Regions from separate parts of the Homo sapiens genome. Here regions 2 and 3 are each linked to region 1. Evidence: chromatin loops called from intact Hi-C (ENCODE). Cell type or tissue: CD4-positive, alpha-beta T cell. All regions are shown on one strand. Each heading gives the region's core, and the rest is flanking DNA. Links, peaks and the distances in the headings are about the cores only. Region 1 has its middle 160 kb from the start of LINC01985. Region 2 overlaps TGFBR2 (transforming growth factor beta receptor 2). Region 3 has its middle 66 kb from the start of MIR466.

Region 1 (10,300 bases), core at 1,988-6,987:
TCTCTGTCTCTTTTTCATACACACACATACTCAAATGCCATATTTTAGTGCATAGAGTGATTCAAAATGCACTACCAATAATCACCAAAATATCCCCTTCTCTTGCAATAATCTAAGAATAATCTAGGAATCTAGATTATTTTTTTAAAGCCAGTATTTGGGTCCAGAAGATATTCTCTTTATAGTCTTGAGAAGCACAATAATCAATTCCTTTAAGAGAGAAAAATGTGTTTTTTTCCAAACATATTGCACGGAAAAGATAAGGCAGCTTCTCCCTAGGGAGATGGGAAGAACAAACAGTGTTGTCAACACAGGAAGGCTGCTGTAGAGGTGGACACATCCCCCTGCCACCCTGATTAGAGGAAGCCAGGAAGTAAGGGCGGTTTACTTGGAAACTACAATGAGAACCATGCTGCAGCCCCAAGTGGGGAAGGGGAGAAGCAACCTAATCCGGGGAAGGCTGTGATTCCAACATGGCATTTTCCTTCCATCCTCCACAGCATGTCTTTCTGAATCTGTGTCTGCAATGCCAGGGAAGAGCCATCAGGCCTGTGCTCCCCAAAACAGAGCTGAAGAGTGGACCTCAGGAACCTGGTAAAGATTTAGAATGAGAGAAAAAAACTATAGAACTATGAATTCAGACTGACTCTAGGGTAAAAAAAATGAGTTTGTATGGTAGATTTGCACTGTGCAAATTTAGCTAAGCAGGAGCTATGTTTCCCAGGATCCCTGTCTCTGCATAATTTCAGGTTAGCGTGGGCCACCAGAAACACACATGATGGGATTTGGAAGGCTGAAGTTAAGCGTCAATCACATTCCTTTAAAGCACTGAAGATCGGTGCAGGCAAAAGTGCAGAGCACAGGCACCACTGCAGCTCACCAAGTGATTTCTGCTCTCTGGCTCACATTATTGACATTGAGCAGAAGCCGGGCATGCAGCTTCATCAGCTCTCACCAGATTTGCTTCCTTCAGTTTCTCCAGCTCCTGGGTCAGTTACATGTTTAGCAACATGATGAAGCAAAGCAGTTTCTCTTGCAGGTCACTGGCATCATTGAATTTGGAGGCTTCAAGACAGAGGCTGAAAAACAGTTTGCCTCTGTGATTTCCAGCCTGTCCCCCTGAATTCCAATTTATCATTTCTCTCCAACATTTCATGTCTGTCTTTCCTTCTCGATGTCCTGCTCTGCTAACTTCAGTCTCCAATGCAAGACATAGAAGCAACAGCCACACATAAACTGTTTAGTCAGCTCCCATAATTGGGAAAAGTAAAATATTTGCAATAAACAATTGATTCTACATCACTTCCTGTGGTTCTGTTTCTCTGGGCAAACCCAACTTGATACCATCTGAATAGTAGAAGTGAACCCACCAATGTTCTTTGTGCTGGAATTGACCTGGTTGTTAACCTAACTGGATGATTTGATAGAGGCAAGATAGAACAATTGAGATTTCTGACAAAGTTGTCAGGGAAATATAATTGTAAAATTGAAGAATGGAACAGGAGCAGATGGCAATAAATACCCATGCTGAAGCAATGAAAATGACAGTTGGAAACCTTGAGAATTCTGAATTAAATGTTTGGAGGAAGGTATATTCATTTTATCTGTTTCAATCTATATATATTTATATATACATATATAAGTGTGTGTGTGTGTATGTGTGTGTTTGTGTGTAGTTAGAAGAACAATATGTTACCTAGCGGACATCTCCATGAGACTCACTTTTGCAAACAAATATGAATGGCAGGCTGCCAAAAGAATACTGAAATGTGAATCTTTAATCCAGGCTGATTTGATGAAAATAACATTGTTTCCTGTGACTGAGAAATAACAATGACTGGTTATTGTATTTTATATATTCTTTATGCTCTGTCTCATTTCCAAAAGTATTTGCGGCAGATTGCAAAATATGTACACTACAACAAAATAACTAGATGGTAAAAGTGGAGCAAGGGAAAAATATGGTTAGAAATATGAAACAGAGTAGGTGTGAAAGGAATTCAGAAAAATGTAGAAATTCAAAAGAATCTATTATACTAATTCCTATGCAGCCAAATATAATGGGCATCAGTAGTGTGAGGTTGTGACCGGAAAAGGTAATGCAGTATTAGATTAAATTAATCAAGATTGAATATCTTGAAAACAAAAATTGATAATTCAATTTTACTCTGCACTAATCAGGTCTTACCTATAATATTTTTTCAGTTTATGATTTTAGGACCAAACAGATTTAGATAATCAGCAGCATGTTCAGTCAAGTTTAAGAAAACAGTGAAAAGACTTGAAATCATGTCTTGGGGAGAATGGCTGAAGGAATTGAGAATGTTTAGCCTAAAAGAAGAAAGATATTGTGAGATAGGATAACTGTTTTCAATACTAAAGGACTTCTAAGTAGTATAGGGAAAAACTGAAATATATTACCTAGGGATAAATATAAATTCAAACAGCTGAAAATAGGGGAAAAAGTAAATGTAAGCCAAATATAATATTCATATCCATAAAATGTAAATGTGAAATAAAATGCTTTAAATGGTTTTGAGCAAAGGTCTTCAAGCAAGTAAGACTCCTTTTGAGGATGTTACAGAGAAGAATCAAACGCTGAATTGAGACTGGGAAAAGACGATGTCAATGGCTGTTTCTCATCTTTGTACATATCATAAAAGCCATTCCATGACTGGAAGTGCATTCTTTTTCCAGAAATCAGAGCCCACATCCTTACAGTTTGAGAAACAGAGCAGAGTCCTGAAATCTAAATACATTAATTCTTTGAATGCTTAGTTCATTTTCCTGGGGAACTGACAAAATAAAAGAGCCATACTTGAGACACACCTATTACTCTGGGACATTCTCCCTAATTCTCCTTGTTTGCTTCTCTCACATTTTGTAATCATTGCAGTGTATGATTCTCCTCCTGAGACTATAAGCTCAAAGTTGCCTGAACCACCTTCAGCCCACAGATAGATATGTTTAACTCCACATGGACTTTAAAGTTTTAAAATTAGTTTTCAACATTTAATAGTAAGAACAATTCACACAGTATTCCAGATTGAAAACTAACTGCTCTTGAAAAATAGAAAGAGCTGGGAATCCTGAACACACACTCTTGAATTGCAATATCATCAAGGGACCTGAATTTTGACTCCTCTCTTTAAATAAAACATGGGTTTCTAGTTTGTCACCACTTCTTAATGTCTCATGAATTCACATTAGCTAACTGGCTCTAGTTGAATTTGGAATCCCTGCCATGTATTTTGAGCAAGGTTACTTGTAGATATATATATTTTTTGGACTGGAATTTTTTAGTGAATATGTGTATGTGTTCTTAAGAGTGTCTCAGCTGGGTTCCCTGTGGAAGAGAGCCTGAGGCAAGGATTAAGTGTTGATATTTTATTTAGGAGGTACAAACCTAGGGCAACAAAAGCACAGAAAGAGGAAAATGAGACAGGAAATTATAGAAAGAAATTGCCAGAAGATGCAGAACATTGCTAGGCATAACACATCATTCAGCAGATGCAAACATTCAGGCAGGATGCCTCAAAAAAGTGTGTATGAGAAACTGTTACCATGGGAGTGAGGAAGGAAGAATTTGGCTCCTTCCCATCTCCTGTTTCATTGGTCCAAGTTTGCCCCATTAGAAGTTAACTTCTCTGTGCTTCTAAGTTGTATGATCCGGTCCTTTTGATTATGCCAGATTCCCTGGCCCAAAGTGCCTTTTTTGACTCTACTTTAAAAATGGGAGTAAAAGACAGAAATTCCAGGTGTCTGACTGGTAGGACTATTTGCACAGTGGCAGCCAAGAACAGTGCCAGTGAATGCTTGACCCCAGGTGGTAGAAATTACCATGGACACATCTAAATGGAATCAGTCAGCAAATGAAGTTCAGGGGTAGTTTTATTGAGGAAGTCCAAGGCAGGGGTCAGCCAGTCACAGCCCTCAGATCTGATCTAGCATGCCTCCTGTTTTTGTGTACCCCATGAGCTAAGAATAACTTTACACTTTTAAAGGGCCAAAAAAATCCAAAGAAGAATAATATTTTTTTTATTATGTTAAAGTCGGGCCTGGTTTTTTTTTTATTATTATACTTTAAGTTCTAGGGTACATGTGCACAACATGCAGGTTTGTTCATAGGTATACATGTGCCATGTTGGTTTGCTGCACCCATCAACTCGTCATTTACATTAGGTATTTAGAAGAATAATATTTTATGATACATACAAATTATATAAAATTCTAGTAAACCAGTGTCCATAAATAAAGTTTTATTGGAACACAGCCGTGCTCATTCATATATGTAGTGTCTGTGGCTGCTCTCAAGCCACAGAGCTGAGTAGCCCCAGAAGAGACCAGAGACCATATGGCCTGCAAAACATAGAATATTTAGGAGCAAGTCTTTTACAGAAAAAGCTTGCCAACCTTTGGCCTAAGGAATCCTAATAAGTGTATCTGAATCAAGAAGCAAAATGAAACATTCTCAGCAAAAATACAACAGGACTATATCACTTGAGAATTATGTTAAAAGCTGTAATTTTCACATGCCTACACATGCCTGCATAACTGTAAATGTGATCACACTCACAGGTTTATCCCTCTGAAGAGCCTTCCATGGTTACAGTTCCATGATCTATTTATAGAATCACCTACAAAAAGGCAAAATCACTTTTATGGCTTTAATCCCAATAGCAATAGTGCAACTCTATTCCCAGATGAAAATAATCTCAGAGCACTATTCTTGTATACAACAGGGCAAGAAAGAGAGTTAATATTATTGGTTTATTAAATATCAAATTCAAGTCATAAGTTTTGAATTTTAAAAACCTACTTGGGGAAAAATACACACACACAGAGAAACCACAGCCCTGAGCCTCTTCCTGACATGTGCATTAGCAGGTATACCACTTCCTGTGGTTATCATTTGAGGTGAGTTAAAGGTCCACAGTGTACCAGCTCTGTGCAAGATGAAGGATGCAGAGCCATGCTCATAATAGGCCCAGTTTTGTTGACAGCTAGAACCAGGAGGCAGTCCCTGTGACTGACTATATTAAGAACTCTGTGCAAAGAAATTTAGAGGATCTCTTTTATTTTGGGATTAACTACGTTCTGTTTATTCATTCACTCCAAAAGCACCCACTGTGATCCTGTTATGTACTAGGCACTAGGTGAGATGCTAAAGATTCTTACACAAATAGGACACAGTTCCTGCCTTGGCACTCAGATATTATCAAGAAACACCCCAGCCCCCATTGCCTGGACACTGTAAACTATGTATTCCCTCCAAGAATAGTCCTCTCTGGGGACCAAACCTCCCAGTGGAAAAGCATCAAACTATTCTTGGCTTCACTTCCCAAGGCCAGCCTGACCTTTCACGGCAACTAGAGAGCATGAGTTGCCAGAGTCATGAAAGTCTCTCCCAGTCTATGTGCCCCTGAGCCAGGCTTGTGCAGGGGCTGTTTTCCTAAGAGGGAGCTCAGCCCAGGCTCCCAGGGTTCCAGGAGGCCTCCACTGCAGTTATTGAGGTAGTCAGTTGGCCTTTCAGCAGCAGATCTACTTTCTGAGAACCAATTGTTCTTTCAGCACTTCAAAAAGGAGGTTTTGCTTGGGAGTCTTTAAGCACTTGGAGATAGGAAGCTGGAGTTTAATTTTTTTATGTGCTTTATGAGCAGCGAGGACTGAGAGGGATTCGCTTTAACTTGACTAGGCGTGGGGAGGGGTCTCTTTGAAACAGCCACTTGACAGCAGCCGTGTATACGATTAAATGTTCTCAGTAGAGAATCCCAAGGAACAATGGTTTTGAATGTAGTTACATATGAGGCAGCACGGTGTGGTGGAACACACAATAAACGCTAAATGCTCTTTGATTACTTTCCATCATTCTTGGCCATGCTCCAAGTGAAATGTGAATCTTTATTTGCACAGCTCTGTTCTAAAGGTTCATGAGAGCTGTGTGTAGGTCTTGGTGAACTGGAGTAAGATTTATTTCATCTGGTATCCTTTAAAACACTGAAAGCATTTTATCTTATTATAAGAATTTCACAAAGATATGATGGTAAGGGAGAGCACTTGATGGTATTGAAGACGTTTATCAATTATTTCTAGCAAACAAATCCTATCTTCAGTCATTTGCCAGTGTCTTAGGTGTAACTGGATAAGTCTGGGCCACCCTGGGCTTTAGTGTTGCTATTTCTAAAATGACAAGGAAGGACAAGCTGCCCCTTCATAAATTTCTGCATGCTAGAAGAATGCCTGGTATAGAGCAAGCACTCACCTATTAAATTTAATGTATTACTTGGACCTGAACTTAATCCAGCTCTAAAGGTTTATAAGTGGACATTTATTTGTGTCCGGAATAACTGAGGTGAAGCTAGATTGTTCCTTTCATTGATCATGGTGCATGGCTGGCATTACTCAACTCTTCTTTTCTGCTTCTCTGACTTCCTTATCCTTTGTGGTCTACTGTAGTTCCAGCTCACTAGGCTTCTGACCCATACCAGATGCAGAACTTCAGACAAGGCTACAATCTTAAGCCCAAAGAAAGTGTTTTAAGGAAAACATTCCCTGATGTTTTATAAAGAACCTGTACACATTCCACACCCTGCTGAGCAGAGCTTTTGTTGCACAAAGTGCTGGCAGCAAGGATGATCCTGAGAGGAGATTTGAAGTAGTGTCTCTCTCCTAGCAGCAATGTGCCTAGGAGAGGTAGGAACAAGGACTTCAAGGGCACTTCCAGGGAGAATGGTTACATAAAAACCTCAAAGTCTTTACGTCAGATTCATATTTTGCACCAAGGTGCAGGCTCTGATACTTTAAGAAAAAAAATTATGCGTAGTCAAAATTACCTAACAAAATATCCCAATTTCTGAATAGCTTTCAGTATCTTTCTAAGATAGCTCCATCTCTGACCTCCCTTTTTCCCCAGCATTAAAAAAATCATGCTTTCTTTAGCTGAGTACCAGAAAAGAGATTGTCAGCTTGCATTTATGGGCCATGTTATATATAAATATGTATATTATTTTAAAAATTAGAATCATAATTAGTACATCAAAATGTTCACACTATGGGAAATATGCTCACCCTAAAGCTTATACTTATTCACTGGAATGACAGGAGAAAACTAAGTTGACTTTCTCATTTGCTTTTTCTTTGCTGACCTCTAATAGCTGGGTTTTTGCGTTAAATGTTCACATTATGGAACTTCACTGTACCTACAGTAAACCCAATGTCCAACCTAACCAGGTCAGAACAACGAGCCAAATGGAAGGGACTGTGCCCAGTGGAGCTCTTTAGACCCTGAGACGAGGCAGAACCTCACAGTACAGCAGGTTCCAAGTCTCAGAGAAAGAAGAGTGTTCAGACAAGAGACAATCAGTCAGCATCTGGCTTGGGCATATGGCTCAAGGGGGTACAGATATCCACCTCAGAGAGTCCTGGCACTGGGTGTTTGATACTGTGACACTAGGTCTATATTTGAGCAGGAGGGTCACCAACCCCAGAGGACATTGTATACTAGAGCTAGGCAGGCCCCTGTGGGTTAACAGAACATCTTTAAATGAATTAGAATGAGGCAGTCCTTTGGCAGACACAGTCCTGCTACAAGGGGGCACAGCTTGGTAGCAGCATGTGGGTTGGATTCCTGCCTCCACTTGCCCACTTGGCCCAGTGCCTTTATAGAATGCTCAAACTGTACAGCACTACACAGAGGGCCTGACAAGATCAGCACAGAACGGGGAGTAATGGTCAAAGCCTGTTTTAATTTTCCTACTTGGCAAAGCTGGATTGGTCTTAGAGCTTGGGTCATCTGGGCACGTGGGGGCTGTAGAACTCTAAGCCAGCCAGCCAGGCTTCTCATGTGTGATGGGCTCGAGAACAATCCTTTAATCCCACCAAAAATCCCTGCAACAAGAAACACTGATTCTCCTTTTATTTAATTAAAGGACTGTTTTCTCATGAGTATTCTGCCTGATTTATGAATACCTATTGTTCAAAATGTAATTGCATATTCAGCACTGCTCAATGGAACGGGGACCGTTTGAGCTTATACTGTTTGCTTTACATTTTTAAAATCCTTTGTTTAGATGTGTATGATTCATTTCATTACGATGCACAAAATCAAGGCATTCCAGAAGGCATTCTATGGATACCCATAATTTTTAATCTTTGTCAAGATGTGCCAAGCCAGCCAGAACACAGCAAGGCTGACACAAAAGCCTTGAAATTTGAACAGACACTCAGGCAGTTGCCTTATGACTAAGTGAGGATGGGTCTCCAATTGCCCACAGCCTTCAGACATTTACCCAAAGAGAAGCAGATCTATTTTGAATGAATAGATCAGCACTGATTCATACCTTCAAACATTATTACACAATAGCAAACAGATACCTAAAAAAAAAATCTTGATGTCTTCCAGATACTCAGATATGTTTTAGAGTAAATTTTGCTGGTTTGCGAGAAAATTCTGCAGACAATGTCATGGGACCAGATCATTTCATTGGCTTTCACTAGGGCATTGGGAAGTGAATCTGTGAAATGCAGACATGGGTGAGTTCAAATAAAAGTTGTAGAGTCATAGCTTAATATTCAATATCACTCCATCTTCTTATCCTAACTCCGACATGATTTCTAATACTGTCCCTCGTTAAATCCCTAATACCCTGACATTTCAGCCAAAAGGAACTACTTACTCATTCTCCCCCACATGTAACCAGGGTGTCCCACACCCATGCTTTTGCCCATGTTATTTTCTTCTGCTCCATCTCAGTTCCCAAGGCAACTAGAGTGACAAAAATACCCAGGAGGCTAAGACTTAATTTACAATTGTAACACTACATTTAATAGTCATGAAGTAAGAATATTGGCCACACCTTAGCAACAACATAATCCTTTTATGTTGAGAGAGCCACAACATTCTTTTATTTTCTCTCAGCCAGTCATCCATAAATATTTATATAATACCTATTATATGCTAGGCACTGTTCTAGATACTGGAGACATAACAGTAAACAAAACCTAAAACCTCTTTATTCATAAAGGGTCCTAAATATCTCTTATTGTTTTACTGTGATAAGTACATCTGGTTTCCCATTTAACAGTAAAAAACACATAAAAATATGCAATTAACCTGAAATTACTCAATTAACACCCAGAAACTATTTGTAGTTGCCCTTTTGTTCACTATGTCTTTTTTAGAGGAGGAAATTTGTAGAATATTGTTCAAAGTTCTAATGCAATAGTTAACATTGCTTCCCATTGTCTGTAGGATAAACAGTTGCATTATTTTTAATTTAAAAACATGTTTTGATTTAAAAACTGAGTTTTTGAATATTTTTATCTATTCTTTTTCAAAATAAGGTCTTCTTGTTTGTTTTTTATTATAGCAGACATACAGAAAGTTACAGAAAACATAACTGTGCAGTTCAACGAACTATACAATGAATTTTTCAAAGCAAACACTCGCGTTACTACGACTCAGATCTAGAAAGACAATATTACCCAAACCTCCAGAAGTCCTGCTAGTATCTTTACCAGTCAAAGTACCTCAAAGTTACCCATGATCTAACTTTTTTTTTGGAGATTTAAGAGTTTTTTAAAATTAGCTCTATGAAATTGCTGAAGTTATAAATCAATTACTTTTTACTTGATGAATTTGGTAACTCTTTTGACAGACAGGAATCATGCCATTGACATTGCTCATAATATTAAACAAATGTAAGTCCATAAAATTCGTCATCTCCCCAGCATCTACTAGGTGTATGTTTTAGGTACAGGGATACGGCACATACTGCCTTACCAGACTTCTTTGTTATAATTATGAACCATATCAGTGATTCTCAACTCGAGCTAAATTTGCCACCCATGCCCCAGAGGACATATGCCAATGAACCATGATCTAATTTCTAACACAGTTAAATTGTACTTGGTTTTGAACTTTATATAAATGAAATTTTAAAATCTGTATTCTTCCATGTCTGGCTTCTTTTTTTCACTCAACATTATGTCTGTGAGATTTGTCTGTATTGTGGTGTGTACAATGAATATACTATAATTGATTTCTTTATTCTACTATTAATAAAATTTTCTGGTTCACCATAACAGTGATCATATAAAATTTCTCCTTTCAAATTCAATATCTACATACCGACCAGTTTTTATTGTTCTATTTACATTCTGATTTCCTGATTACTTCAATTAAAAAGATAAGTCTTTTGACTTGGATCTGTATTGCATGCCTTTGTACTTATAAAAGTATGCTCTGTGTGTGTGTGTGTGTGTGTGTGTGTGTGTGTGTGTGTGTGTGTGTTGTATTTTA
Region 2 (10,300 bases), core at 1,897-6,896, 300 kb after region 1:
TCGCTGTGCAGGGAGCTCAGCCCTTTCCAAGCATGACCTCATTTAATCTTATAGCCACCCCATGCGAGTAGGCACTGTTAGGATCCCTGTTTATGCATGAGAAAACCAGGCTTAGAGAAATTTAACACTTTGTCTACAATCAAACAACTAGTGGGTATCAAAGCTAGGATTTATAATGGGATATGTAAGGCACTAAAACCTGTGAAGGTTTTCCTTTTTTCCTTTTTTAATTCTTTCCTTTTTTCCTCTTTTTATTTCCTTCTTTCTCTTTATATCTCTGTATGTTTCCAAAGAGATAATATATGCATATGATAAAAAATTCAAATGCTAGACAAATTCAAACATCTAGACAAAATGGTGCAGAGATTTAACATTTGTTCCTTTTGTTGTTGTTGTAAATGAGGCTTGGTTGTCTGTAGAGGCAGAGGAACACGGTAACATCTTGACATCAGACACTGGTGTCATAGATGCCCTTTCCTCAGAGGACTGAGATCATGGTTTTTAGAATGAAAGAGTTAAAGAAACCTTGCTGTTTTTTTCTTTGAACCGGGTACCTACCCTTAACCCTGGAATCCCTCAGTGGGGCCTAGTGCCAGTTCCCCTGCCTCCCTACAGTGACCAAGGGCAGGCAGGGGTCAAGAAACAACTAGAATGGGGCTGGGGTCTGCACTGCACAACTGTTCTCTCACATTCATGCTTCCCTCCCAGTCTCTGAAGATTCCCTCCTGCCAGAACATTTTGTGTAGAATTCTAAGGAAATCAGAGTCTATCCCTGTACTAACCAACATATAAAATTCCAATTAGAAGAGAAGTTGTTTGGATTGGTCATGATGGATGGCCTGGTGACAGCTGTCAGTCAGACGAGACCTGATGGGCACCAGGACTGAAGGCAGCAGCACAGGAGGTAGGAGAGGAAGGAATCCTGAGCAAATAGCCATGCTGTTTACTTGCCAATGACATCCCCACTTTGCAAAGACATGATATGGTTATTGATCTCTCACTGAACCTGTAAGAATCAAACACAACAACTCAGTTTTATTCATTTCATAAATGGTTTCCAAGTGCAGTCAGACATTTAATTTGTGGAACACTGAGCGAAGAGGTGATTTCTGCTGGTTTAGGTAAGAGAGAAACGGTCTAGTGTAATACTCAAGAATGAGCTAGATCTCCTGGATTTAAGGCTTATTCTACAGCTTATTAGCTCTGCTATGTTGGGCCAGTGACTTGACATCTCCATGCTTCAGTCTCTTCATCTGTAAAATGGAAATACAAAGCGGGTGGGAGGTGTTGTGAGGATTGAGTAGATTAATGCATGTAAAGTGCTTGCAACGTTGCCTGACATGTCACTGTCTGTTAGCTGTTAGCAGTAGTTGGGCTTTTTATAGAGGGCTGGTGACTTGTGCTTGTCTGAATGCAGGAAACCAGGCCTGTGTAGCCTTCGGTCTGTTCTAACACTGAAGTTTTGTAGTTGAGTGCTGACTGTGGTGCATAAACTGAGCATTTGGATACCTACATATCACACCACAAGGTTTTGGAGGGGCTCACTTTGCTTTAATCCCTGTTTCATCCAGTTTCTCTTTTTCTCCACATGCCTTCACAGAGGCAAGGGGAGCATGCTGAGTCTAGAATTTCTAATCAAAGCTAACCACATCCCTGTCATTGTTGGATAATATTACAAATTAGACACGTTGTTCCTGTTTTGACTCAGAATCACAGCAGGAAGCAGCTAAATAAAACTGAAACAACCCACAAGTGCCTTTCACATAAGTGATTAGGGTAATCGCAGTTCTGTACTTGCCAAAGGGATTCATTCCCTCTTCATTTTTTCCATGGAAAGCTTGCTTTGGGCCACAAGGCCTTCTCTTTGAATGACTGCGCCATTATTGGCCAAGTAGTGCTGATAAATGGTACCTGTGGGTTGTTGTGGGATTTAAGGAGATGATGCTTGGGAGCGCCCAGCACAGTGGCTGGCACACAGTAGGTGCATCCTTTCTTACTTCTTCTTCCCCTGATTAACGAGAACACTCTACACCAAGACACATACCTCTTCTGAACGGTATAAACCGTTGCTACTGAAAGTGTCTAGACCAGCAGCAGCAGGATCACCCGGGAGCTTATTAGAACTGCACAACCTTGGGTCCTCTGGGGCCTATTGCATTAGCATCTGCCTGTAACAAGGCCTTCAGTGATTTGTTTGCACACTGAAGTGTGAGAAGCACTGGTGTGAACTCACCAGGTAGGGATGGAACCAGAGATGGAGGTCTTATTAACTTCATGCTGGTAACTCCCTGAGCTAATGGGCCCATGAGGAATAAATTTGGTCTAAAGCCTGGTCATTTGGAAATGAACTAAATATACTTTACTCAGTCAGCTTGTGTAACAGAGCTCTCCAGTGGCATGTGGGTCTTTTTCAGCAGTGACAATAGTTTATTTTTTAAATATACTCCACAAATGTTGTTCTGGTGTGGATCTTAATGTGGAGAAAATCAGACACCTTTTCAGTAAGCATTTCTTTTGTTTCTGTGATCATGTTCATGTTAGTTTATTGTATTTGTATTAGTTTATCTGTGGGACTATCCCTTAATATTTCCCAAAACAAGAAGACATTTGCGAATGTTTTCAAGATGCATTGTACAAGATACTGTTTTGAACTGGATCAATGAAGGAGATGTTTGGTGGCCTTGGAAAGCCCTGGAGAGTAATAGTGTGGTTCTAAGAAGAGTTGGCCTGAATCAGTTCATTCTTGGGTTGTTTGCTAAGATTGTCTGCTGAAGGTGGGTACGTGGAAAACAAGATGGTAAGCCAAGGAGGATGAAGGGAGGCATGCTGCTGGACCACTTCCAGCTCCCAAATGACTGGATCTTGGCCATCTTGCTTTTCCTGCTAACTTAGAACTGAACTGCTTATTCTAGAAAATGAGAGGCACTGGGGCCATATAGGAAAGGGATAGCATTGGACCCAAGTCCTAGACTTTCAGTAGTTTGTTTGCAGGACCAGGGTCCCACCCCTTTTCCAATTGAAATGTAGGCAAGGTGGTGGCAAGCCCATGGCCTAGGCTGTGGGAACTCATAGAACAACTATAGTGATGATCGCTGCCTTGGATTGCAGCCTACTCTGAATGTGTGCACCTGTGCTAACTACTTTCAGGTGTGTTGTCTTGTTTCATAGACTCATTACATTTTTATGATGAAGTGAAACCCGTGAATTGGCTCCTCCAGACTTCTCATTTTAATGACAAAAAAGTGGGTCTCCAGAGAGGAGCTGGGATTTTCCAAGATCTCATAGTTTGTTCCTCACTTTTTGTCCGTAGGAGAATCATAGAAGAACCAGATAATCTTGTCTCTTATAGAAGGAATACCCTTACCCTTCCACATTCCCGTGGTGGTGGTGTGTTTGCTTTTTTATCAGTCTTAACCCATGGGAGGCTGCACAACTTACATAAGAGGCTACCTGTTCTGTTTGCCAAACGGCAGCCCAGACCCATCACTGAGCATGTCCTTGGCAAGAGGCACAACCTCAGGCTGACACTGTTTCCATGTCCGTGAGAAATGATGTGTATAAACGATGGCCAGTAAGATGCTCATCTGTTGGGAAGACAACAGAGGGCAGGGCTGAGAGCATGGCTTCCCTGCTGATTGCCTGTGTTCAGATCCCAGCTCAGCCGTGTGTAAGCTCTTGGTTCTTGGGGTAACTACTTGTTTACCTCTCTGAAAAATGGGAGTAGAAATAATGAATACTTTTAATAGGATTATTTTGAGGATAAATGTATTTATTTATGTAGAGAACTTGGCACGGCACCTGGCACAGAGTGAGCACTTAATGAATTTTGACTGTAAATAGTTATTACTGTTCCACTAGATTCAAATTTCTTATCTTTGCCTTTAGCTGGATGAGTGAGGAGATTTGTACCAACGTCATGTATTCTCCTCTTCCCTGCAAATTCCTCCACCTGAGTCCTATTGAGGTGCTCCCCATTATAAGGAGTCCTGTGAATCAAAGTGGTATGTTTACTGTAAAGAATGTGGAGGATGCTGTTCACTGCATTGTATTGTTATCTTCATGAGGAAGCCAGGAGACATTTATTTTGGCTCTCTGTTTTAGAAAGGTGTTCTCCTCATGACGACCTGTTTGCCTCTGATCTTAAGGACACTTTGAAGCATACCGAGCAGGGGTCTGCAAACTTCTTTGATAACAGGCAAGATAGTAAATATTTTCAGCTTTGCAGGGCAGAGTCTCTGTCACAGCTACTCAACTCTTCTGTGGTAGCAGCCACAGACAGTGTGTAAGTGATTGGACGTGGCTGTGTTCCAGTACAACTTCATTTACAAAAACAGGGCTCAGGCCAACCCCTGATAGAGATATTCATGGTTTTTGTGTTTCTCTCTCAAATGCTAACTACCAGAAAAGCTTAGAGTCAAATCTGAATCATGCTTCTAGCAAATATGTACCTACACATTTAGCATACTAATATCACTCTTGCTTACCAGTTTTTACCCTGTTTTCTCACATTTATATTCCATTTGTCATAATTATAGCTCCTGTCTTGACTGTATCTTCTTTCACTGTGTTTTTTGTTGTTGTCGTTGTTGTTGTTTTTGGGAATGGGATAGGACTGTAAGTAAATAAATCAATTATATCTTGCTAGCTTAGAAACCAGGACTTGAGTAACCACTTCTGACTCAAAGTTCAATCTATGTGGTTAAATAGGGAAGCAGACCATAAGATGTATGCCCAGTGGTGCACGTTGCTGACTCGCAAGCTATGTGCAGGCTTTAGCATTTAGTGTGGTGATGTGTGCCCTCTAACCTGAGATGTTGAGAGAGGGGCAGAGAAGAAGACTTCTTGTAGCCACAAAGTTTCATTCCTTCCTCTCTCATTGTTGTAGCATTTCTTTTAAGTGAAAACAGCCTTTTTGGTTTGCTAGCCTATCTCTGGCAGGAAGACAAATTATTTTTTTACAGTATCAGACACGCGGTTTCCTGTCTATGTTTAACTTGCTAGCAGAACATCTCAGCCAGCTGGTTCCCTCTGGACCCATTGTGTCCTTAATGTCGTTGCTTTACACCATCCAGCAAACCCACTCTGTGTACTGATCGCATGCATTGAGCATTTTGTTGACTTCCGTTGTTTTCCGAGTAAGGGAAGTCTTAGAAATGCTGCCCTCTTTCTCCCAAATCTCATTTTATGTTTGTTCAGCTCCAACACCAGGGAGCTGGCTTCTTGGGGAAATGATTAGTTCTTGCATGTAAGAAATGAAAAGAGTAAATGGTGTTTTGGTAGCTCTGGGGGATTTTAGGTATGCTGCCTTGGAACTGTGCACTCACGCCTCAAAATAGCTGGCTTTCCAGCTGTGCATTTTTGTTTCAAAAGAAACAAACCAGATTTACTTTCTGGTCTAAATGCAGAAGAAAAAATAAGTGTGGAAATATGGTTGAGAAAAGTTGTTAGAAGAGGAAGAAAATTATGGATTAAAGTTGCTAGTCTCATTCCTGAGAAGAGAAATCAGTTATTTGAGGTGATGACTCAGAGCTGAAGCAGCTTTTTGTTGTGAACCAGCCTTGGTTAGAAAGCACACTTGGAATTCATCAATATGGCCCTATGTCTGGCCAAGGAAATAATAAAGATTTTGCATGATAGAGGACACTGTGACTCAGTTGAAGGAAGCTTAGAATGTATTTGAACTGAATTAAGGCAAAAGCAACTCGCTTTTCAAGATTTTTTTTTTTCCTAAGTAGCAAAGTAAACAAAGCTGCACTGAGGCCAGATGTGCTTTCTGGTTGTGAATATTTGTACTCTAGAACCTCATTCTGGTATGAATCAGCAGAGTGGAATCTAGTATGGACACAGGCTGTCTCAAATTCCATCCACTGGATATGAGTGGCCAAGAAAGCAGTCGGACCCATACTGCTGGTGCTGTAGCAAGGTTCGGGTGGTTCCTCTGCAGCCTCAGGTCTCTCCCACTGCGGCCTCCATGTGTTCCATAAACTCCACACCCATGAGTAATGGCAAGAAGGGTCCACTGAGACCTTTTGCTGCTTTGCGAGTGTCTCAGTGTCCCACCAGGGGAAAAAAAAGGCTCAGGGAGGTGGCTAACCACTGTGAAATTGACTTTTATTTCCACCCACGTATACTCCAGAGGCTGTATTCACCACCATTTGGACATCTGGATGACTTGCCTTTGGAAAGTCCTTTTGTATTCTAAATCGCTCCTGCATGTTACCTGTTGTGGAAAATATCAATTTTGCCATTACAAATTATGCTTTTTTTTAAAAACATGTTAACTTTTAGAGAAATAATTTATATTTGCTTATCTACTTTTAAAAATATACATATATATGCCTTTTGTTGCCTAATTAGAGGATATAGTTGGTTCCAATGTCAAGAACAATTTCTCTGAAATGTAGTCATTAAAATTATTCCCATGTCTTTCATTTTCCAGGCCCCATCCTATTCGAAATACCTGTTTCTTCCACCAGGCTGATGTAGTTATGCTTAGGCTTGGCTGCACATTGGAAACACCTGAGTAGCTTTAAAAACTACTCATTAACTGGGTCTTACTCCTGCAGTTTCTGACTTAATTGGTCTGGGGCCTGGTATCAGGAATTATTTTTTAATTCTTCAAGATATTTTAATATGCAGCCCACATTGGGAACCACTGGACTCAAGACAGTTTGTTCTGCCAAATCTTTTTATATTTTTCGTCACGTTCCCCCTGTAGCCTGGAAAGGGACGGTAACAATTAAAGAATGGCAGCTACCACAGGAAGGAGCCAAAATTATGCCTTCGAAGGTTAGAGGAGGAGAAAAACCAACACCTGTTTTACCCCATCCTTGGAGGAATAGCAAGACACTTTAAGAGGGGATATTATTTTGTTTTCTACAACAATTTACAAGCAATTGCTTTGGAACAAGGTCAACGGCCTCATTGGGAATAGGCATCTTAGCTTTTAAAACTGATTAAATTATACGTTAAAGGAAAGCACATTTTAAACCTTAATGTGTCCAAAAGGTTGGATGGCAAGGTTTGGGTGCTACTGCCTTGGCAGAGACAAGGCAGGGACCAGGGAGGCTGTGTGCATGATTTTAGGAGGTGAGAAACTCAGGTGGGAAGGAATTGCAGAAGCCTGTGGTTCACCTGGAAAGCCAGGGAGAGAGAGAGGATGTATTCTGGTGACCTAACAGGTATTGTGAATAATGAATATGCTTTTCCAAAGCGATCTGGTCTCCCTGTTGGAGAGCATCCTGAAATAACTTAAGAAATGTACCTTGCTTTCAGGTTTCCTGAGAACATGAGGGCCCCTAGACAGAGTACAAGGTGTAATTCAGACAGCCAGCCAGAAAAAGAATTAAAGAATCAGGGCAGGTGTGGGGATCCTAACAAAACCTAAGCTTTTAGTAGTCAGAAAACTGCAATAACACAGAAAAGAAAATGAAAAAAAATCTTGTTCCAAAGAACATATATCAGGTGTGAAACTCTCTTTGTGGGAGGACAGATGTGTCATCATTTCCTGGACAAAGCCTGGTACCTTGTAGGCACCCTCCTAATGTTGGTTGCCCTCCTTTTAAAGTCAGAGCAAGAGAAGTAGCAGGAATCTATATCCTAAGGAGGAACATAAAGGGTGAAAAGCACAGTGGAAGGGATGCCTAAAAGAGCAAAGGCTGAATCAGGGTTTTAATGGCCTGAAATGACCAATTTTCTAAAACTTGACAGGTAGATGTAAAATCAGACATATAGGTTCAAACAATCGATTGCAAAGGAGCACTTGTCAAAACACTGGCTGGGAATCTGCTCATGTGATGAAGACCCCAGGGTTTAGAGGTGAGTTAAGGTCATTTTGAAATCAGGATGATCTGGCTGAAAGAATCAAAACAAAACAGAAAGAACAAACCATCAGGAGCCTTAAACTCCACTTGGTGGAAGAGGAGGTGAGAGTCCTGCTGTAATCTTTGCTACACAAGTTATATTCCAAGTATTATATCTGTGTCTATCAAAACACATGATGAAGAATCTTAAATAGCAAGCGTGGTTTCAGAGAACAGATCACTTTACCCTTAGAAAAAAGGTCCTGGCATTTATTGGGCGCTATATGCTGGGCAGGCTGATTTTAGGGTCTGATAAATCTGTCAGACTTTAGAGTCTCATCAATGTATCTCTTGAAAAGTAACCGAGGAAAACATGGCTGTTCAACCTGAAAATGAAATGATCTAGGGGTTGTGAGTTTCATATCCAGCAGGAGTTTAATAGTTCTCATCCCATAGAAAACGGATTCATTTTGTTACTTTTTGCTTTAGAGAACAGCAGAAGGACCAATAATAGAAGCACACAGAGGCTACATTTGACTTAATGTAAAGAATAATTTTAAACATATCCCAATATTTAGACTTTATCCCAATATATCTGCAGTTAGAAATATTGTGATTTGATTATGGAATGATAACAAAGGAATGATGTCCTTCTACCATAACATTTTCAGGCAGAGGTTTCACCTCTACCTCTCATGGGTATTCTAGAAAGAGATTATCATACTGGATTAGAATACATGCAAGGCTTTTCCATCTGGGAGAGAGATAAGAAGGAAATAATACAAAGGAGACTGTGCCATGGGATAGGAGAGGTGGCGAATAGCTTTGTTCTGAAATATGTGCAGTTGGAATAAAACAACCACATTGATTGGAGAGAAGACTTCTTTCATCATTTGAGGAAAAAATACTCTCAAAATATATCCAGAATGTCAAACAGTGCTATCAATAGCTAGAAGTTAAATTAAATCCTTCATTGCTAGTGAGCTTACTGTCCTTTTGTTGTTTAATTGAAATGACTTTTTATTGTTTGCCTAAATTGGTGTGCTTTTTACTAGGATGATGGATGGGGAAGCATATCTCATTCTACACTCCTCCACCAGTTAATTGACTAGAAAATTATCATGGGCCATTTTCTCATTGGCTAGTGCTGAATACAGCTGTACCAGAGCTTTGCAAACAATTCCACTAAGAAATTTTTTGTAGGAGGAAAGCATCTCTATGGCAGAGTACCAAAGAACTTAACTTTATTTTTGCTAAACTGTTTAGCAAGAATAAAATTTACCTCTGAAACTTGAATGTGTAAATGAATCACTGAGAGAACTTTTAAATGTAGATTCTGATTCAGTTAGTTGAGGACAGCGCTAAGACTCTGCATTTCCAGTAAGTTCCCAGGGGATGCTGATGACTGCTGGTCTGCGGGCACACTTAGAATAACGAGGTGACAAGTTATTCTTTATGTAACATGCCAACAAAATTTTTAAAGGTACAGAAAATGATGGCAAGATCTTTGAACTCTGCAATATGAAGCATATATGTGAGTGCTTAGCTTTCACTCTCTTTCTGTGTGTGTGTGTGTGTATACAGATACTAAGACACAGATACATTCACATATATACATCTAAATATATATACAGTACAGTCCATATTCAGATTTCTTCAAGGTTAATGGGTCTATTGTTTAAATTCGGAATCCAGTCAAGGACAACACATTAAAATTGATTGTTTTGCCTCTACAGTGTGTTTTTTTGGTTTTCATGACATTGACTTTGATTTGAATAGGTCAGACCATTTCATGTACTTTATAAAGGCACTTTGTAGATTTGTCTGATGATTTGATTAATTCAGATTAAACATTTTTTAAAGATTCTGGTGTTTTTATTGTAGGAAGTTTTTTTAAAACAGTAATTCTGCAAAAAAGCAAGGTTTGCCATTTGTATTCAGTCATATTAGTAGCAAGACGACTACAGATGCATACTTGGATGATAAAACAAGTTTAAAAGCTCAAGAAAATGATAACTATAAAAGCCAGGAATAGTGATTACTTTTTAGAGGAAGGGAGGGATCTCCGATTGAGTTGGGGAACATGAACAGACTTCTGGGGTGGCCAGCAAAATTATATTTTCTGACCTGACCAGTGGTTACAAGAGTGTTGATCTTATAGTAATTCACTAAGCCAGACACTTGTTTTATGCACTTTTCTGTATCTGTGTTTTATTTTGGAATGAATTCTTTTTCACAAGAGAGAAATCAGAGTAATTTCTCTAGTTTTGAGGGCCATACTGTGCTCTTGGGCCAAGTATATTATTTTAAATACCCTTAGGAGAAAGGAAAGAGGAAGAGAGGGCTAACTTTTTTGGGGGGGGGAGTTGGGGGGGCAGGGGGAGATGTTCTCGTTCTGTTGCCCAGGCTAAAATGCAGTGGCACCATTATAGCTCACTGCAGTCTTGAACTTCTGGGCTCGTGATCCTCCTGCCTCAGCCTTTTAAGTAGCTCAGATT
Region 3 (10,300 bases), core at 2,356-7,355, 870 kb after region 1:
CAAGATACTGCTTGTGTTGGGATTTCCTGTGCTTAAAACACAGAGACAAAAGCAAAAACATCCACACTGCTTGATTGAGATACCAGTGTCCCCCAAGTCTTATAAGACCTTTCAGAGAAGCTCCTGGCAGGGCCACATGTTGGCAATGCTTTATTTCAGTGGTCCCCAAACTTTCTGGTACCAGGGACTGGTTTCATGGAAGACAATTTTTCCACGGATTGGGTAGTGGACGGCGATGGTTTCAGGATGATTGAAGTGCTTTACATTTATTGTGCGTTTTGTTTCTATTATTATTACGTTGTAATATTTAATGAAATAATTATACAACTCACTGTAATGTACAATCAGTGAGAGCCCTGAGCTTGTTTTCCTGCAGTTAGGCAGTCTCATCTGGGGGTGATGGGAGACAGTGACAGATCATCAGGTATTAGATTCTCATAAAGAGTGTGCAACCTAGATCCCTCGCATGCACAGTGCACAACAGGGTTTGAGCTCCGATGAGAATCTAATGCTGCCCTTGATCTGACAGGAGGTGAAGCTCAGGCGGTTATGGGAGCAATTGGGTGTGGCTGTAAATATAGATGAAGCTTCACTGGCTGGCTGCTCACCTCCTGCTGTGTAGCCCCAGTTCCTAATAATTCGTGGCCCAGGAGTTGGGGCCCCCTGCTCTATTTGACTCTTGGGGGGTGGGGAGGAGAAATCCCCTGGAGATACTAGAAGGACAGAAGGAGAGGGTAAATGAGCAAATAGTGAGAGGAAGGCAGCTAAGTTCTAGGCAATCACAGTGGGAAAGTTGAACACTTTTAATCACAGACTTCTTGCCAGAAACTGTTAGTTAAACTTCTGAGCTTTCAGGCTGAACTTGGAAATGACCATATTATCAGGGATAAGTTCTCAGCAATGTCATGGAGAAATCTGTTCAAAAGGTCTTTTCAGGGCCCTGCAGGGTTGCAAGTGTCTCTGAACAACTAGCAGGAGGAAAACAATAACCAATTCCCATTTCCCCACTCCCAGCCCATCGCTCAGACTCAGAGACCTCTGTTTTCTCAAGCCCTATCAAGGATTAGAGAGGTCCAGAGAAGGACAAGAAAATATCCAGGGGTTTCCAGTAGGAGAAAAGGCAATTTCAGAACATTCAGGGAAGGAGATTGTTTGAGCTAAAGAAAAAAAAATAAAATAAAAAATAAAAAATAAATAAATAAATAAATAAATAAATAAATAAATAAATGAAATTGAGAAATGTAACCAAAGGGTGGGATAAAATCCAAATTGGTAGCCAGAAAGTAGGTGAGCTGTGGAAATGAACAGAATCATGATGCGTAAGTATTAAAATGGACCCAAAGTGGCATAGTCACTTTGTCTCTGAAAGCCACTCCACTACGTCCCATTTTAGGCAGAGAGGTTAAAAAGAAAGTCTGGGGGTGGCTCTGTGCTTTGGAATTAAAACAGCATCTGCGATATTATTAGCTGGGCCAAGATATGCAGAAGCTATCAATCTTTCTGCTTGGGGGAATAATTGATTGCCAAAGCGGCCCAGACAAGCTGCTTCTCCCTCCCTGAGGTCTGGCCCTGAGTTCAGCACAATTAACTAAGTGCTTCTGTGCTGGAGAAGGCTGGGAGCACAGTTGGCTCCCTCTTAAGCATGAGGTGCTTAAGGAAGGAGAACTCGGCTTTATACCTGTCCCCAACTGGGACGAACACCATCCACTGATATTTCTTGTGAGTGGAAACACTGAGGGGTGGGACTGGGCTCTTCTTTAGGATTTGGGAGACTGGTGAAGCTTATAAGCACCTTCCCTGAACAATGTTTTTATGAATATAAAATAAATACTAAGGATAACAAAAGAATACAGCTAACAAGATATTTAAAAAAAAATTGGTGATGTACTGATAGTTGTGTGTCTTTATTAAACGTTAATAAGATATAGTGGTGGGTGCAATAACTTAGACTTATGGAAGTAATGAATATTTCAAAATATCTACAATAGCTGTGTGGTATGAAAATATCTGTATAATATGTGCTGAAACTGCTAATTCTTTTTTTTTTTTTTTTTTGAGATAGAGTCTCACTCAGCTGCCCAGGCTAGAGTACAGTGGTGCAATCTCTGCTCAGTGCAACCTCCGCCTCCCAGACTCAAGTGATTCTCCTGCCTCAGCCTCTCAAGTAGCTGGAATTACAGGCACGCATCTACCACACTCGGCTAACCTTTTGTATTTTTAGTAGAGATGGGGTTTTGCCAGGTTGGCCAAGCTGGTCTGGAATGCCTGACCTCAGGTGATCCACCCACCTCGGCCTAACAAAGTGCTGGGATTACAGGTGTGAGCCACTGTGCCCGGCCTGGAACTGTTTTATGGTGGGTTTCTCACCTACATTTATCACAGAAAGAAGTGCTAAGTTTCATTCGGATGTTCGTGAAAATAAATAATTTTTTAATCCAAGTTTATAGATCCCGGACTTCTCTCCATGTGCCTCAGGTTAAGCTTTAAAGGTGTGTGGGATGGGAATTCCTTGCATACTAAGGAAAAGAAGTGCCAGGAGCCTGGGCCTTGTGTGGGGTCAGGAGTGAGAAGGGTGCCCCAGGCCATTCTTGGGGCCCAGGATGCTTGGAGGGTAACACACTCATTGGAAAGAAGTAACACTGCACTGGAAGTAAATTGTAATTTAAAATGACAATGACCCTCTCCCATCAGAGTGAGCTCTACATGAAAATACACATTCACCTTTTTTAATTTAACTGGGCTAGCAGCAAATCCCTCAAACTGCTGGCCTTGAAAGTCCTGAAATCTGGAATGAAGGGAAAGAATTATAGACAGACAGTAACTCCTTTCAGCTCCAAATCCATCCAAATTAATTGTTGTTCATCCCTCTTCCCTGCTGCCACACAGAAACAGACTGCACCACTTCCCCCTCTTTTCCTTGGTTCTTCCTCATCCCATTAGCGTTCTCATATGGGGGTTTGGAATAGATGGCTACTGAGTCCATAGAGCTCACTAACTACGTTGTGAACAATCTAGGACTTTGGGATGGTTTTACTCAGTGACATGATCAGGTTTGTATTTCAGGACAATCACTCTGGCTTTAAGACAGAGAATATGACTCCAAGCCAACCACCATATACCATCTCAGGGCCAACATCCTTGTCCAAGTCACCACCCACTCTTGCCTGGGTTGTTGGAGTAGCTGGTTAACTGGTTCATCTTGTCCTTTCCTGCTGGCCAATTCTAGCCTGCACCTGCTTTTGTATGGTCTGTGAGCTAAAATAACTTGTGGAAATTTGTTTTCCCTCTTGTTATATAAATACCTTCATAATTAGTACCTCGATTTTGCTTCCTGGCCCACAAAGCCTAAAATATTTACTATCTGACCCTTTATAGAAAAAGTTCGCTAACCTCTGCCATGGCATATCAGTCCGATCCAGCCAGGAAACCAGGAACCGTTTGCTCCACTCACATGGGGGGAATTTTACTAGAGAATGGTTTAGCCAAGGGTTATAATAACTGAGGAGACAAACAGAACACAGTGAGGCAGCACAGAGATTAACAACTGCAGGAAGCTGCTACCATCCTGCAGTTGGAGGAATATGGGAGGATGTGGTGTAACTAATCAGGGCCAGGAAGCTGCAGGTGGCCAACAGAACTGAATGATATGCTGCTACGCAAGAGGTGCCACCCAGTGAAGTGGTGGGGGTGGGGGGGGCCTTAGGGGAGAAAATCCTGGGTCCTCACTTCCTCTGACCCCCAATTTCATAGCAATACTTCCTATCGGCTGAAGCTACCTGGAGAGTTATTGTCAAGGGGGCCTAGAAAATGTAGTTCTCTGAAATACAGAACACAGCAAGAGAAGGAGCAGGCAGGAAATTGATATTAGAACAAACAGGCAAATGGGCAGCTCACTTAAAAACTGAGGATAACACTTGGCTTTCAAATGTTCTCTAAGAGCTGGAGATGATTTAAGTAAGGGCTCTGTGTTTCATTCCTGGAGCAGAGCAGTTAATGTTATTATCCTCATTATTACTATTATTAGTTAACTTCTACCCTGCACTTGGGTTCCCTGTATTGAGTTGTCCAAGCTAAGCATGATGTTGTGGCAGAAGATGGAACTGTAATTGACCTGATTTACCCAGAAATTGTGAGGAATGGAATGAAACTGGACCACATTTATAACTTCCACACATATGGGGCTGGGCCCAGGAACGTGCACCAACCTCCATCTCCCATCCAATGAAATCATTTCACATCACTTATTACAGTCCAGAAGGATCGTGAGATTAGGAGTTTGCTGTTGCAAAATGCACTCAGAGATGCTTTGTGCTAGTGGGGACTTTTTTTTTCTAGAAGTGTGTTTGTATGTTGTTAGGAGAGACACACTTCTGTCCACCCATGCATGCTTCTTCCTTTTTTATAATTGTTTGCTGTGCCAACCTGTAAAACCACAAGCATAACAGCTTAGTTTAACAAGCTTCCTCTTTTAAATGCCAGCCAATGAAATCAATGATGGGTGTAATAAGATGAAGAATGTAGCCAGTAGGGAAAGTTTCTGCCATCTTAAATGTCATACACAGAGATGAAAAGATGCACAGACTGAACGTGCATCACCAGCTCAGGACGGCCACCCAAGAAGAACCTTGGGAACTGGTTTTTTGGTAAATTAACCCCTCTGATTACTCCTGGTTTAACTCCTTGCCATTTGAGCACTAAAACCCCAAGCCTAAAAGACTTTAGAAGTTTTAGGTTTACAGAGAAATATGTGTCTTCTTCAGCTGCCCCTAGAGGTTTATTTCACCTCACTCTGCCTCTCTCGACTTATCTGTTAGGGTTCAGGCATGGTGTGGATGGCAGCAACAAATAAATGCATGATTAGGTCTTACAGTCAGCCGCCCTCTGATTCTGCTTCTAATATACCCATTTCTGGGTTAAACTTGTAAGTATCATAATCAAAGCTATTTAAATTGAACCAAAGACTTCAACTGAGAATAACATTAATTCTTCCTACTCAGTTCTTATATTAATTTCCAGAACAGCCTTCTCCTGAATTCCTCAAGGGCTAGTTGGGCTTGGGATAGGCTTCTGGGGAGCTGAGGGTAGAAGGAAAAATGGTTCTTATCCTAAGCTAGTGTTACCCAAACTTCAATTATTCTCAAAAGTCTTCAAGATCATTGTTATATCCAAATGTCACTTCTACACTTATTTACTTCCCATTTTACTTTTAATTAACCCATATTTTTTATTTAAATTCATTGTTGTTGTTGTTGTTGTTGTTGACAGAGCCTCACTCTGTTGCCTGGCTGGAGTGCAGTGGTGCTATCTCGACTCACTGCAAGCTCCGCCTCCCAGATTCATGCCATTCTCCTGCCTCAGCCTCCCGAGTAGCTGGGACTGCAGGCACCCGCCACCACACCGGGCTAATTTTTGTATTTTTAGTAGAGACAGGATTTCACCATGTTGGCCAGGATGGTCTCGAGCTCTAGACCTTGTGATCTGCCCACGTCAGCCTCCCAAAGTGCTGGAATTACAGGTGTGAGCCATCGTACCTGGCCTTAAATTCGTTTTTAATGAAAACTTTCTATTAGTTCCATAAATGAAAAAGTGGTATCACTTGCCATAATAAAAGAGAACCATGAAAGAAAATGTGTTCTTATGTGGCCCTGGGATGTTATTGGTAGGCCCAAAATCTAAGGCCCACTCTCTACATTAGAAAGGAGAGAATTAGCAGGTGTCAAGAGAGCTGTTAAACACATGCTGGCACAAAAATGAAATCTTTTTTCTTGAAATATTCATAAGGGTCTATGGCCATACCACCCTGAAGGTACCCAATCTCGTCTGATCTCAGAAGTAAGCAGGGTTGGGCCTAGTTAGTACTTGGATGGGAAATAATCAGAAGGATCAAAAGATAAATGAAAAGGAGGCCATTTCCTTCTCTGTGTGATTCAGTGTTGTTCATTGTTGTGCCCATACACTACCTAAATCATAGTATGGGACACATGAACAGCTCTATCATTTGAAGGGCCCATTGCAAAATGAAAATGTGGGTCCTTGTTTAAAAAATTATTAATATACTCAAAAGAAGACACACAAATGGCAAACAGGCATATGAAAAGGTGCTTAACATCACTGATCATCAGAAAAATGCAAATCAAAACTACCATGAGATATCCTCTTACCCCAGTTTAAATGGCTTCTATCTAAAAGTCAGGCAATAACAAATGCTGGTGAGGATGTGGAAAGAGAACCCTCGTCCACGGTTGGTGGGAATATAAACTAGTACGATCACTATGGAGAACAGTTTGGAGGTTCCTCAAAAAACTAAAAATAGAGCTACCATATGATCCAGCAATCACACTGCTGGGCATATACCCAAAAGAAAGAAAATCAGTACATTGAAGAGATACTTGCACTCCCATGTTTGTTGCAGCACTGTTCATAATAGCCAAGATTTGGAAGCACCTAAGTGTCCATCAACAGAGGAATGGATAAAGAATATGTGATACCTATACACAATGGAGTACTATTTGGCCATAAAAAAAGAATCAGTTTGGGCGCAGTGGCTCACGCCTGTAATCCCAGCACTATGGGAGGCCAAGGTGGGCAGATCACAAGGTCAGGAAATCGAGACCGTCCTGGCCAACATGGTGAAACCCCATCTCTACTAAAAATACAAAAATTAGCCGGGTGTGGAGGTGCGTGCCTGTAATCCCAGCTACTCAGGATGCTGAGGCAGAAGAATCGCTTGAACGTGGGAGGCAGAGGTTGCAGCAAGCTGAGGTCACGCCACTGCACTCCAGCCTGGCAACAGAGCTAGATTCTGTCTCAAGAAAAAAAAAAAAAGAAAAAGAAAGAAAGAAAAGAAAAAAGAATCAGATTCAGGCATGTTCAATAACATGGATGGAACTGAAGGTCATTATGTTAAGTGAAATAAGCCAGGTGCAAAAAGACAAACATCACATGTTCTCACTTATTTGTAGGATCTAAAAATCAAAACAATTGAACTCATAGACGTAGATAGTAGAAGTATGTTTACCAGAGGCTAGAAAGAGTACTGGGGGCATGGCAGGGGACGTGCAGATGGTTAATGAGTACAAAAAAAACATAGAATGAATAAGACCTAGTATTTAATAGCACAACAGGCTGACTATATTTGACAATAATTTAATTGTACATTTTAAAATAACTAAAATAGTATAATTGGATTGTTATAACACAAAGGATAAATGCTGAGGAGATAGATACCCCAATATCCATGATGTGATTATTAAGCATTGCACGCCTATATCAAAAGAACTCATGTACTCCATAAATACATACACCTGCTATATACTCACAAAAAATTAAAAATAAATTTAAGAAAATTATTAATAGTTTCAAGACAGTAACAGAAGAGCAAGAACCCAAGCACTGAGCCCTTCTAAGTGTAGGACCTCACACCCATGAAGCCAGCTTTGATGGTGCATGCCCCATACTTTGTATATTACAGAGAAGGCAAGCATCCAAGGGAATGAGTACATGTGAACACCCTGTAGGAAACTTGAAGGGAAGTATGGAGGGCCATCAATGCTACCTGAGGCAGGAAACAAAGCCAAAGTATGGGACTAATAATTCTACGTCATACTGATGAGAAGAACCACAAGACAGTCAGGTCAGATACAATAATGAGGCATGTGGCTGGAACTATTGCCTGGAACTGTTTGTGATTTCGTTTTAGAAAACCAGTTTCCTGTTTTTTAAATAGTCAAAGTTAGAGTTGAAGAAGATGAAGGAGATAGTAATGTCATGACCTGATATATCTGGCAGCATCCTAGCAAGAAACATCCAGGGTGCTTAAAGATATAGCTGCAGAAAGTTTACTAAAGGGACAATACACAGAAAAGTGTAGGCAGGGTTACAAGCACCAAAAGGGACAATCACACAGAAGCACTAACAACAGCAGGAAGCTGTTACCAGCCCTAGACCTGAAGGGGCAAGGGGAGGCAGTGGTTATTGGAACTTAGAAAGGACTGAACTCCTGGGAGAGGGCAGGCTCACAGGAGCCAAGACCTTAGGGGAAGAAATGCAGTCACTGCCAAACCACAGCCCAGTAGGGAAGGGGCAGGAATAATAAATGCATCAACTTATTTATCTTCCCAGGACCTCCCATTGACAGAACCCAACCCAGAACAGGAGGGCAATAGATCCTGGATGACGCAGCCCAGAAGTCAGCCTCCTGGGGCACAGAGCAGGGAGGACAAGGAGGGAGATGGGCCTGGAGGGCACCTGGAAATTAATCAGCACATCTGGTGACATGTATCTGTGGAGGTGCTGGGGAGTGTGTGAGACTATTGGGGGTGAGGGTCAGGGGGCAGCGGTGGGGTCAGTGGGGGGTGGGGGGGAGGCGGGGCGGTATTTAAGAGAGTAGCTGATTGCACCCAGATTTTGGACTAGGCAAACTGGGTGAAAAATGACTCCATTCACTGAGCTGGGGAATTCAGAAGAGGAACATCTGGGGGAGGAGTTTTGGCTGTGCCATGTTTGGAGGCATAAAGGACATCCAGGGAACAGAGTAATCAGGACTGGCACTATAGAACTGGAGGTCATGGATCTGTAAGAGGCAGTTGAAGTCAGTGGGAAGACCAAGGACAAAGATCCAGCAACACCAACATGCAAAAGGAAATTGGGGGGAAACTAAGGAGTGGCCAGATGGGTAAGAAGAAACTGAAAAGAGTTGTTGGAGGGAGGGGGGGCAGGGTGGAAATATTCAGCCAAGATAATTTCCAGAGGGAGTGAGCCTTAAGTCATTGTACAAGAAGCCATTAAGTGGAATCCTGCATTGCATAGGTGTCTGGATAAGATGACCCCTTAGCCACGTCCCATCCCTGTGTTTCCACTATGATCAGAGATGAAGTAGAGCAGCAGTTCTCAGCTACCCCCTACCAAAGTTCCCAGTCTGCCCCAAAGACGGAAGGCAATGCCTCAAACACCACAATCCCCAACTTGGAGAAACCACCTCTGGCTTCCAACCCTCCTTGCCACCAATCTCTCAGTTTCTTCTGAAGCCAGCACAGAGGGATTAGCTGAGAAGGTTTGTGTTGAGGGGAATGGAGGCCCAAGAGAAAATAGGAGGAAATGAATCTCCCTTGGAATCCTTGAGGCAAATCAGGGCTAACACTCCAGCCACAAGCTGCAGTAAGTTTGGCCTGCTGGTCAGCTATGCAGGACAGATAGCAAAGAAGCCAACTCCTCTTGTCAGCCCCGAGCAGATGCCGAAGTTCTTCTGCAGACCCAGCTCTCTGCTACCTGCCAGTCCACGCTGCTGTCCCTCTCCACCCTTGTACTACCCTCTTCAGCCACACAACCAAATTCTGTGATTTCCTCTCTCCAGGGCATGTTTGCCCTCATCTGACTTGATGTTGAGGGTGTAGTCCCATGAGAAACTAAAGGGAAATAAGGTTAGAGAGAGCTTCCTCTGACCCTCCGCCCTCACCCCACCCCTCACGGCCAGGACAGCCCCATGCCCAGGTGTCACACAGAGGCCCCCCTCCAGCTCCCCTGCATGCCCTCGGTCTCTTTTTCAGGGAAAGCCATGGTTGAGCTGACAATCCTGCCTCTGAAAAGCCTTAAGTGCTTCCTAGAAGATGCATCTGACTTTCACCAACACTAGTGGCTAGCACTTCCGCTTCCACAACCCTGTTGCCTCTCCAGGAAAAGCCTCTTTAACCAAGACCGCCTTAAGCCACTAGCCGAATGAGGCCAGTTCCTCTCAGCTACTTCTCATTTGCCTTCTGCCTGCCCTGTCAATGGCATTTGCCAGTGCTCAGTTAATGTTTCTGGAACTCTGGAACTACAGTTTTCTTATTCACTGAGGTAGCCAAACTAGAGTGCTTCCCAAAAGCGCTTCTTCTGACTCTCTACTAAAACTGTCTTTAATCGTCTTGCCTGAAAGTCATGGTACAATACCAGATGCTTCAGGGAGAAATGACTCATAACCCCTTCCCTTAAGAAGCTCATAGTCTTGGGGGAGAGACAGGGAAGTGCGCAGTAACTCCATTAGAAGTTATATGAGGAAGTATGAAAAGATTACAGAGGAGGAAGCCATTAAATCCAACTAGAAACTGTTATTTCAATAACAGCTACATTTAATACTGAAATCCTGCTATTATGCACCAGACTATGTATTAGCTAACTCTTACACCCCATGATGTAGCCAGTCTTATTAGCCTCGTTGTATACATAAGGGAGACAAAGAAAGGAAACTTACCAAAGGCTACAGGACACCAAGTAAATGACACTGGATGCAGACAAACCCCTCCCACTCCAAAACCTGTGTTTA

The links. Hi-C counts contacts between places; a loop is a spot of excess contacts. Peaks named below come from ENCODE experiments on the same cell type or tissue, not always from the same donor. Only the 100,000 strongest peaks of a DNase experiment are listed, where the experiment ranks them.
Region 2: it touches region 1 in a loop (2.2-fold over the local background); 4 of 110 quality-filtered maps call a loop at or near these places.
Region 3: it touches region 1 in a loop (4-fold over the local background); 3 of 110 quality-filtered maps call a loop at or near these places.

Annotation. Positions count from the first base shown.
Region 1 is chr3:30,349,351-30,359,650 of GRCh38, forward strand. It overlaps a transcript of LOC101927995 not described here. Among named protein-coding and RNA genes, the nearest start is that of LINC01985, 160 kb to the right of the region's middle. RefSeq lists an enhancer at 183-327, a cis regulatory region at 247-264 and a silencer at 5,647-5,941. In CD4-positive, alpha-beta T cell, for the core only: no CTCF peak of the experiment used is centred there; a DNase peak (open chromatin) is centred at 4,911.
Region 2 is chr3:30,653,822-30,664,121 of GRCh38, forward strand. The region is part of intron 3 of TGFBR2 (transforming growth factor beta receptor 2); the gene reads left to right. Among named protein-coding and RNA genes, the nearest start is that of TGFBR2, 52 kb to the left of the region's middle. In CD4-positive, alpha-beta T cell, for the core only: no CTCF peak of the experiment used is centred there; DNase peaks (open chromatin) are centred at 4,230, 4,910 and 5,536; H3K4me3 peaks cover 1,105 bases; H3K27ac peaks cover 4,751 bases.
Region 3 is chr3:31,222,933-31,233,232 of GRCh38, forward strand. It overlaps the pseudogene RNA5SP127. Among named protein-coding and RNA genes, the nearest start is that of MIR466, 66 kb to the left of the region's middle. RefSeq lists an enhancer at 4,250-4,339. In CD4-positive, alpha-beta T cell, for the core only: no CTCF peak of the experiment used is centred there; DNase peaks (open chromatin) are centred at 3,609 and 4,449; H3K27ac peaks cover 4,059 bases.